2 separate regions of the Homo sapiens genome follow, and region 1 is linked to region 2. The links are chromatin loops, found by intact Hi-C in ENCODE. Cell type or tissue: prostate gland. All regions are shown on one strand. Links, peaks and the distances in the headings refer to the core of each region. The heading gives the core; the rest is flanking DNA.

Evidence for each region. Hi-C counts contacts between places; a loop is a spot of excess contacts. Peaks named below come from ENCODE experiments on the same cell type or tissue, not always from the same donor. Only the 100,000 strongest peaks of a DNase experiment are listed, where the experiment ranks them.
Region 1: it touches region 2 in a loop (4-fold over the local background); 6 of 110 quality-filtered maps call a loop at or near these places.

Annotation. Positions count from the first base shown.
Region 1 is chr17:80,430,408-80,435,778 of GRCh38, forward strand. All of the region lies in intron 9 of ENDOV (endonuclease V), which reads left to right. Among named protein-coding and RNA genes, the nearest start is that of MIR4730, 14 kb to the left of the region's middle. In prostate gland, for the core only: no CTCF peak of the experiment used is centred there; no DNase peak of the experiment used is centred there.
Region 2 is chr17:80,654,554-80,659,924 of GRCh38, forward strand. The region is part of intron 3 of RPTOR (regulatory associated protein of MTOR complex 1); the gene reads left to right. Among named protein-coding and RNA genes, the nearest start is that of RPTOR, 110 kb to the left of the region's middle. In prostate gland, for the core only: no CTCF peak of the experiment used is centred there; no DNase peak of the experiment used is centred there.

The DNA.
Region 1 (5,371 bases), core at 173-5,172, 220 kb before region 2:
TCTTTACCCTGAGGTTTACTTGCAAAATCAGGGTTCATTTTTAAAGCAGGTCCTCAGCCCCAGCCACACTGAACCACCTCTGCCCTGACACGGGAGGGGTCCTAGCTGGGGTAGCTGGGCTTTAGCACCTGCTCACTGCCTGCCATGACCCCTGACCCCAGTCCTGGCCATCCTCCAGCCTGTCCCAGGAAGAGGGAGCAGAGAGCCTCATCTCAGCCTGGAGGGGGCCGAGGACGGGGGCAGCACACGGGCAGTCTGGGCTGTGGGGCAGGAGGCCAGACAGGGTGGCACTGGTGCCTGAGGGGTTGGGTGCCAGGCTCTGTGCCCGGCGGGGGCTAGGATCGGGGGTGGCACCGTCCCCACAGGCTCTGAAAGTTGATCACTGTCCTCTGTCCTTGCCTGCCTTGCCCCAGAGGCACAGCCTCAAAACTGTCTCCACTGTGGGAAAGCAGCCCTAGGCCCCTGTCTGGCCACTTCATCTTCTCTTGGTGTGGGCTAGAGGCGCCAGCTGAGGAGTGGGGGCAAAGGGGATGGCCCACCTGCAGCCCAGCCCCAGCCCCTGGGCACCTTGCAAGCACCCCCCAGCCCTTGACATGCCGGCTGGCCTCCAGATCCCAGGCCCCCTGAGGATGCTGGAATCTGCCACAGAGCATGAAGAAGTCCCTGGAATCCTTTCTTGCCATTCACCTGACCTCTACAAGAAGGGGCCGGTGATCATGATTTGACAGCTTGGGACAAGAATCCAGGGAGGCCGGGTCTCTGGCGCGCCTCCATGCCCCTTCAAGAAGGTGCTATCCTGGTGTTCCTGAGGAGCAGGGCGAGCCTGGGCCTGAGGGAACAGGTACACAGGCAGCAGCACTCAGGGCCGGGGAGTGCTGGCCCCACCCGCCTGCGCTCACTCGAAAGCTGCTTTGGAGGGCTGGGCTGCAGGGGCAGAGGCTCTGGAAAAGAGGCCCAGGCTGTGTAGCTGCCCTTCCTTGATGGAGCAGACTCTATTCTAGAAATTTCTATAAGAAGTAGACTCACTCCAGGACAAGTGGGGCTGGGGGGAGCGGATGCCGAGGGGCTCTGCGGGCACCTTGTGCCTAAAGTCACGGGGGGCACAGGAGAGAGCGGGAACTAGGTGGACTGTTGTGGCTGCCATCCATCGGCAACGCTGGCCGGAACCAGATGAGCAGTGTGGGGCGAGAGGGAGCCCCAGTGCGGCCCCTCAGGCCCTCCATGCTTCAGGGTGTCAGTGGCCCCGGACTGGCCTCACTCAGCCCTGGGCACTTGGGCCTGTCGGGGATCTAGCTTTCAGTGAGGACCCCACCGGTGGACTGAGGCTCCCCTCACCGTGGCAGAGGAATCTCTGCCCTTCCCACCGAAAGGGGCAGGAGCTAGTGGATGGGGACGGCTCACGGCCCTCCCTTTCCACTTGCCTTGGAAAGGGAGAGGCAGCAGACAGGAAGGGCCTTGGAACTCAGGCCAGTGTGGGGAGAGTGTCCCCAGAGAGTCCTTGGGGTGGGAGAGGGGTGGAGTTGACAGCCGGTGAGGCCGGCTTTGAGGTTGTGTGGACCCTGTCTGCCTCTAGCTCAAGTTGGGAGGGGTGTCAGCTGTGGAGCTGTGTGAGCCTCGGGGACAGCCACATGTGGGGTGCAGACCGGTCTAGATGTGCCTGTCTGGTGGGCGCTGAAGGTCCCCTTGGGAGAGTCCAGGGCAGCACCTGATAAGCCGAGAGCTGCAGCCGTGTCCACCTGGAACCTGTTTCCTCACCGGGAACATGAACACCTGCTTCAGAAGCTTTGGGGGTTAAAGGTGGGGATACACATAGGTCTCTTGCCCAGCGGTGGACACTCGGTACACTCCTAATAAATGGGGCATGGGGTGGTGGAGTCCAGCACCTGGCTGGGCCCAGGAATGAGGCATCAGTGGTCGGAGGGAAGGGCGTCTGCCCACCTAGCATCTTTGGCAAGGATCTGCCTCCCAGCACCCCTGTGGAGTCCTGTCTGGATGGGAGGGAGAGCAGGGCCGTGGACAGCCTCCAGAGGTGTTCCCCTGAAACCTCTGAATGTCACCAGCACAAGCAGGCTGGGCTGGGCTCTCCCGGCAGTAACACCAACCGAGCACAGCCGTTGTCCTGGGGCATGCCGTCCAGGTTGGGGGACAGGGAGGCAGAGGTCCCGTGTCATTGCCCGTGAGTCCGGGGCTTAGGCACCGCTCTGGGGACCCCTCATGCTGGCCCCCAGGCCCACTGAGGCATAGGTGAGACCATTGCATGGTCCTTGGAAGAACAGGGCTCCTCAGGCAGGGAGTGGACAGAGCCAATGCTGGCGATGGGGGACCTTGCCTCAAGCAGAGTCGTGGGAGATGGAGTCATGGGGGCGTGTGGGGGTCTAGGCAGGGGAGCTGCTGACTGCAGGTGGCCCAGCAGTACCCAGGTTTCTGCTCGCTCCCATTCCACCTCCCCGAGGGCACTCGTGGGAAAGGGAAACATGGCACCCAGCTGGTGCCTCATTCCACCTACCTCCTGAGTCAAAGGGCTCCACCACCCCAGACACACCCAGAGCCTGGTGTCCAGGATGCCATGTGTGTGCCCCAAGCCAGTAGGACCCTTGGGAGGCTCAGCACCCCCTGCCCCAAACAAATGCCTCTCCCCTCTCCACACTCACTGGCATTCCCACAGAATGCCCTCCTGACTTCTAGAGCTTTCCCTGTCCAGAGCTCCGGGAGCACAGGTGGCAGGGAATTAGAGGCATTAGAAGCACAGTGTGGAAGCTGGGCAGAGCTGGCTGAGATCCCACTGTCTCTTCCAGGCTGGCCTTGAGCAAAGCTCAAAACGCATCCCACAGGGGTCAGTACCTGCCCATGTGGTGGGGGATATTCCACCAGGTGAAGTGTGTAAGGGCTCAGCAGGGAGCCTTGGCACATGGTGAGTCCTTGGTGAGGGAAGGCTGTTGGTTTGGAGAGGTGAGGCCCACAAGGCCGTCAGTCCGCCATGCTGTGCCAACCCCAGTGATGAGAGGATGAAGCCAGGTCAGGGAGGTCTCATCTACCAGGCTCCCACCTGAGCTGGCAGCTCCTCACGCCATCCCAAGCCATCAGAACTCAGGTCCTCGAAGGGAGGCCTGGCTGCCCCCTTCCTCTGGAGCCAGACAGGACCACACCTCCTGCGCCCTGGGGCTTCACTCCAACAGGGGAGCTTCCCAGGGGGCCGGGAGACTCAGAAGAAATGCCCACAACTGCCTGGCATGTGGTAGGCTTTGCACAAAGAGCAGTAGCTTCAACCCCAATGACCCACCTCTGTGAGGGGGGCAGAGATGGCTCTGGGCTCCTCTGGGGCTGGAGGTCAGGCTCTGCTTAAAACCGTTGGTTCCTCAAGGACCATGGGTGTCAGGTGGGCCTCCCCAGCTGAGGGCCTGGCCAGGACCTGGTCAGGGGGTCCTTCATTTTCCCCTCCCCTTGCAAGAAGGAGCAGGCCAGAGCCTGGAGATAAGTTTGCAGACAATTTTTACGTGAGTAGTTTATGTTTGTTTTGAGATAAAAGTCATCATTTCCACTACAACTCATTGACTTTTGGTATATTCACAATCATGTGCAACCATCATTACTGTTTAGTTCCAGAACGGTTTTTTACCCCAAAGGGAAACCCCATATCCATTAGTAGTCACTCCCCGTTCTCCCTTCCCCAGACCCTGGCACCCAGCAAGGGCTTCCTGTCTCTGGACAGGCCTGTTGTGGGCACCATGCCGACGTGGAATCACCGTGTGTCTCTGGACAGGCCTGCTGTGGGCGCCATGCAGGCGTGGAATCACCGTGTAGTCTTTTCTGTCTGGCTTCCTTCTCTTGGCATAATGTTTTCAAGATGCACCTGTGTCGTGCCAGGTGTCAGGACCTCATTCTTCTTTATGGCTGAGTCATATTCCATCATATGGATCAGTATAAACATTTTGTTAATCCTGGTGGATATTTGGGTTTTTTCCATTCAGGGCTTTTGTGAATAATGCTGCAATGAAGACTGATGTACACGCTTTTGTGTAAACATGTTTTCAGTTGCCTTGGGTATATATACCTAGGAGTAGAATTTCTGGGTCATGTGGTGACCCTGTGTTTAACTTTCTGAGAAACTGCCAGACTTTTCCATAGCAGCTACATCAGTTCACATCCCCACCAGCAATGCCCAAGGGTTCCAGGTTCTGCACACCCTCACCACCACTTGCTATTATCTGCCGCTTAGATTCTAGCCATTCCTTGGAGTAGAAACTGGTGTTTCGGCTGGGCACAGTGAGTGGTTCATGCCTGTAATCCCAGCACTTTGGAAGGCTGTGACAGGAGGATCACTTGAGCCCAGGAGTTTGAGACCAGCCTGGGCAACATAGTGAGACCTCATCTCTACAGAAAACTAAAAAATTAACCAGGCATGGTGATGCACTCCTATAATCACAGCTACTCGGGAGGTTGAGGTGGGAGGATCACTTAAGCCCAGGAGGTTGAGGTTGCAGTGAACCGTGATTGTGCCACTGCATTCCAGCCTGGGTGACAATGAGACCCTGCCTCAAAAAAAAAGTGGTATTTCATTGTGCATTTGATTTGCATTTCCTGATGGCTAATGGTGGTGAGCGCCTTCTCATGTCTAGTAACCATTTGTATATCCTCGTGAGCAAAGCATCTATTCAAATCCTTTGCCCATTTTAAAAATTGGGTTGTCATCTTGTTGAGTTGCAGAAGTTCTTTATATGTTCTGAATCCTAGATATTGATCACTTCTTTAGTTTACAAATATTTTTTCCTGTGGGTTGTCATTATTTTCTTGTTAGTGTCCTTTGATGCATGAAAGTTTTTAAATTTGATGAAGTCCATCTATTTTGTTGCTTATGCTTTTGATGTTAGATTTAAGAAGCCATTGACTAATTCAAGGCCATGAAAATTTACACCTACATTTCCTTCTAAGAAATGTATAGTTTTAGTGCTTCTTACCTTTAAGTCTTTGATCCATTTTGACTTAAATTTGTGTATGGTGTAAGGGAGCAGGTCCCATGTCATACCTGTGAGTAGCCAGTTGTCCCAGACCATTTTGCTTTGTTGTTGAGACAGGGTCTCGCTCTGTTGCCAAGACTGGAGTGCAGGGGTGTGATCATGGCTCACTGCAGCCTCGACCTCTTGGGCTCAAGCAATCCTCCTGGCTCAGCCTCCAGAGTAGCTGGGACTACAAGCATGTGCCACCATGCCTGGCTAATTTTTTTTTTTGAGACAGAGTCTCGCTGTGTCGCCCAGGCTGGTGTGCGGTGGCGTGATCTCGGCTCACTGCAAGCTCCGCCTCCCGGGTTCACGCCATTCTCCTGCCTCAGCCTCCTGAGTAGCTGGGACTACAGGCGCCCGCCACCACGCCCAGC
Region 2 (5,371 bases), core at 82-5,081:
TTAAAGCGCATAGCAGAACCGGGAGGATTACCCATGGCTTGTATAAGGAAGAGTCTCTTCTAAAGGGTTGCATGTGTGGCAGGCTCCTTAATCAACATGCTGCTTACCCCGGACTGGAACATGCCCTGAAGTCAAGTCATTTTTGTGTAGAATTTTTAATTATAAGTTTTATTTTTATAAACAAAAATCTTAGCTGAAGTCCAATAAAATCCAAGAAGAAGGCACAGATAATCAGGGAGAAGTAACTCAAGATTTGAGGAAATCAAGAGTCATAAAAGAGTGCTTTGCAAAACTTTGCAGATAAATTGGAAAACTTGTATGCGATGCATAATTTTCTAGGAAAATATAAATGACCATAATTGACCTCAGAAAAGATAGTAAAGAAAAATAAATGGATAAACATAGAAGAAAGAGAAAGTTACCAAACCATTCCTCTTCTAATCCTCCTCCCTCTGAAGGATTTCAAACTTGAAAAGAACACAAAATTATTGAAGACTTCTTTCTGTTGTAGGAAGATCTCTAAAACATAGTTTCTTTATCTATTAATTTAGAGACAGAGCCTTGCTCTGCCATCCAGGCTGGAGTGCAGTGGCATGATGTTGGCTCACTGCAGCCTCCATCTCCTGGGCCCAAGTGATTCTCCTGCCTCAGCCTCCCGAATAGCTGGGACTGCAGGCACATGCCACCACACCTGGCTAATTTTTGTATTTTTAGTGGAGACAGGGTTTCACTATGTTGGCCAGGCTGGCCTCAAAGTCCTGACCTCAAGTGATCTGCCTGCCTTGGCCTCCCAAAGTGCTGGGATTATAGGTATGAGCCATATTTTTTGTTTTTTTTAAATTTATTTTTATTGATTTGTTTTTATATTTTTAGAGGGGTCTTGCTTTGTTGCCCAGGCTAGAGTTCAGTGATGCAGTCAGCTTACTGCAGCCTCAACCTCCTGGGCTCACGCTATCCTCTTGCCATATCCTTTTGAGTAGCTGGGACTACAGATGTGTGCCACCATGCCCAGCTAATTTTTAATTTTTTTTTTTTTTTGTAGAGGTGGTGTCTTGCTTTGTCACTCAGGCTGGAGTGCGGTGGTGTGATCATGGCTCATTAACCTCGAATTCCTGGGCTGAAGTGATCCTCCTGCCTCAGCCTCAGGAGTATGTAGGACTACAGGTGTGAGCCACAGTGCCAGCTTAAAATACGTCAAATTTAAAATGCAAAAGAAGAAAGTGTATTCAACAGGTTTAGTGTATGCACATATGACTGATGGAGTCAGCCGTTCCTGCTTGTCATATGTAATGTGTGTAGCTGGGTGTGGCATATGTGTACATGGGTGGGTAGATCCCTAGATAGATGGAGGGCAAGTCGGTGGATCTGCCCCTCCTCCACTCACTCAGATGCCTTAGAGTGAACACGGAAGGGAGACATCAGCCTGTGGCCTCCTTAGTCGTTCTCATTTTCCTTCGCCTCTTGGTGTCTTGCTGTGTTGACTGATTCTAGTTTTGAAAGCAGCATATTGGGTCAAAATACATTTTTTTTTCTTTGAGACAGAGTCTTGCTCTGTCACCCAGGCTGGGGTGCAGTAGCGCAATCTCGGCTCACCGCAACCTCTGCCTCCCAGGTTGAAGCGATTCTCCTGTCTCAGCCTCCCGAGTAGCTGAGATTACAGGCATGTGCCACCACACCCGGCTAATTTTTGTATTTTTAGCAGAGATGGAGTTTCACCATGTTGGTCAGGCTGGTCTCAAACTCCTTGTAGGTGAGCCACCCGCCTTGGCCTCCCAAAGTGCTGGGATTACAGGTGTGAGTCAACACGCCCGGCCTCAGAATACATTTTAAATCAGGTCTGTACTGACTTCAGAATCTAACTCCAGAATAAAATTTGATTCTAAGGGGCAACAGTACCACAAATGAGGCGAAGCACAGAACATCTGTCACCGTGACTTGGGGCAGATGCAGAATGGGACTTTCACCTTTTTACACAAAACCCTTCTATGTGCCTTCTGTTTTAAAACCATGATTTTTTTTACTTTAATAATAGGCAACTAATTTAAAATACCTATTCACCATGTGTCATCTCAGAGTAGGAAGGGGACTGTGAGGCAGACGGAGCCACTTGGGACTTTTGCCTTTGGGTTGTGACATTTGTCTGTAGGTTCTTTCACTTCTGTCCATCTCATTTGTTTCTGTGCCATGCGTGTGACATGATGAGCTGGAAAGACTTTGCATGGGGCCCACGTGAGTGCTCACATCGAAGGGGCAAGTGTTAATCACCCTCTAGTTGACAGAGCTGTTTCAGGGATGGCTAGTTCCTCTGTCCGGAACACTTGTATTGAGTGGCAGGGAGCCGCGGGGACACTGCCCATAGCGGTGGGAGAGCAAGCAGGAGGGGCTCTGCCCAGGGCTGTTTCCTTTGCCTTTGTTTACCAGCATAAAGTATTAAAACAGCTAAATTATCATGGGCATTTTAATCCAATTTCTCAGCGTTTCGTCATTTGAAGAATAGAAGTCTCTTTGTTTTCACAGCCCTGTTCTTGCTTGTTTAAATTTGAATATATTTCTATTCATTCAGCTGATAGAAATTCTTTACTTTTAAACTGAGGGAGAAAAAAGAACAGATTGACTAGGGATCAGAATGTGATTTCAGTGGGTCTTTATTGGGCCCTTGTTAGGGAGGGGTTTGGACCTGGGGACTTGGAGTCTACACTGATGGCAGAAGCAAGCTCCAGAAAAGAGCAGGCTCCAGCTTTGCAAGGTAAACCTTGGAGAGTGTAGTTAGGGTGACAGCCAGCACCTCTCCCTGCTGAGTGGAGAGGGAATCCAGATTTTTAGGATCTTATAACCTGATATTTTTCATGCCTTTGACTCCTGTCTTGGTCTGTTAGGTCTTGGCTTTTGATAGCCAAAGTAACCAGCTGACTTTCCTTCTTTTTTTTTGAAATCTCCTTTACTTTTTCACAAGGCTGTTTCTCAGTGTGAATATGTTGCTTTCATATTCCCAGAGCACTCACTGAATGCATAAAGGCTAAGCAATGCAGCAGTGATACTACTAACCAGCTCTTAGTTTACTGGGTGACCTTTGGCTGGTTCTGTCGAGTGGCCACTCTACCTCCAGTTTGCCCTGTCTGGAGATGCAGCCAGGACTGTAGATTCCCAGGGGAGGGCTGACTTACTGGGGCATTTATTTACTGGATAGGGGAGTTTTTAATCTTTTAGTTGGAATATTTAGTCCATTTACATTTAATGTAGTTATTGATACACTGTGTATCTGGGGTTAAATCCACCACCCTCCTATTTATTTTAGTTTTGTCTCACCTGTTCTTTATTTTTTCTCTTTTCTTGATTTCTTTTGCATTAAGCAGTTTAAAAAATTATTCCATTTTCTCCTTCTATTAGTGATGTATCAGAGAATACATAAGCTACATATTTGTTTCGTGGTAACCCTAATAAATTACTACATACCCTTACTGTGAGAAGTGTTGAAGTTAGCACTTGCACCACTTGGCCAGACAGTGCAAGAATCTTGATGCATTTAACCCTCCTACCCACCCCCCTTTACTTTGCATGGTGTCAACATCATGGGGTTGGAGTTTCTATGTGGATTTTAAACCCCACAGTATACAGTCAATATTTATTTAGATTTATCTGCTTCTTTACACTTATTAATGTTCTTTATTCTTTCCTGCATTTCTGTCCTTCTGTTCAGGGTCATGTTTCTTCAACCTGAAAAACATCCTTTAATATTTCTTTTAGGGTGAGGCTGCCAACAACAATTTAGTTTCTGCATATTTTACCTCTATTTCATTTTTGAAGGATATTTTTGCTGTGTGTAGAATTCTATGTCAACTTTTTTTTAAGTTTAAAGGTGTTTTTCCCTTCATCTCCTTTCTGTTAAAACGTCACACTGACTGTAAGTCTTAATATTGGTGCTTTGAAAGTTCCCTCCCCGCACCCCCCTGTCCAGCTGATTTGGTTTGTATTACTTTACGGAGATGTTCTTAGCTGTGGACTACTTCATATGTATCCTTTTTGGTGCTCCTTGAACCTGTGGCTTGATGTTTCTAAGTACTATCACTTAAGACACTGGTTCTCTGCCATTCTGTCTCCCCTGCTGACGCTCATTGGAATAGGTTAGACCTTTTCACCATGTCCTGTACATTTCTCATGTTCTGTTCCGAGTTTTTTTCTTGCTGTAGGTCACTGATCCTCTCCTTTGCTGTGGGGCACAGTCTGCTGTTTAGCCAACCTACCAAATTCTTGATTCCATTGTATTTTTCTATTCTGTGATTTCCATTCGATTCTTTATCAATTCCAGTTCTCTGGTGAAAATTTTCACCTTGTTATCTCTTTTCTTGTACACATCAGCTTTCAGTTCTAGCCCTCCTTACATCAACATCTTTGAAATGGGGGGTGTGTGTTGCCATCAGTCTGACTGCTGCTGATGGCCTGGACTCAGCTGTTGCTGTCAGCACAGTGTGGACTTGAGGGCATGACTAGACAGAGGCCAGTATTTGTGCCGAGAGCCACAGGGCTCACCCGTGGAGGGAATCTGAGTCCCGATTGTGGAATGGTGGTGGCAGCATCACGTCCTGCAGGCTGGAGCCCATGAGTGGTCCCCGAGAGATTGCCTCCGAGCGCTGTTAGGAGAGGGAAGAGCTGCACTCATGCACACAGGGTGACCCTGGGTGAAATGTAGGCTCCATGGCTCCGAGGGGGAAGTGGGCTCAGAAGAGTGGGCTTCTGATCTGAATCCAAGAAGGGTTAGGAATACCTTAGCCAGTTTCTGTGGCTGCTTTTTTTCTTTTGAAACAGGCTCTCGCTCTGTCACCCAGGCTGGGGTGCAGTGGTGCAATCACGGGTCACCGCAGCCTCGACCTCCTGGGCTCAAGTGATCCTCCCACCTCAGCCTCCTGAGTAGCTGGGACTACAGGTATGCGACACCATACCTGGCTAATTTTTATTTTTATTTATTTATTTTTTTTCAGTTGGAGTTTCTCTCTGTCGCCAGGCTGGATACAGTGGCACGATCTTGGCTCACTGCAACCTCTGCCACCTGGGTTTAAGCAATTCTCCTGCCTCAGCCTCCCAAGTAGCTGGGACTACGGGCACGCACCAGCACACTCGGCTAATTTCTGTATTTTTAGTAGAGATGTGGTTTCACCATGTTGGCCAGGCTGGTCTCAACCTCTTGACCTCGTGATCCGCCCCTTGGTCTCCCAAAGTGCTGAGATACAGGCGTGAGCCACTGCGCCCGGACCATCTGGCTAATTTAAAAAATTTTTTTGTAGAGATAAGGTCTTGCTCTGTTGCTCAGGCTGGTCTCAAACTCCAGGGCTTAAGCAATCCTCCTGCCTTGGCCTCCCAAAGTGCTGGGATTTGA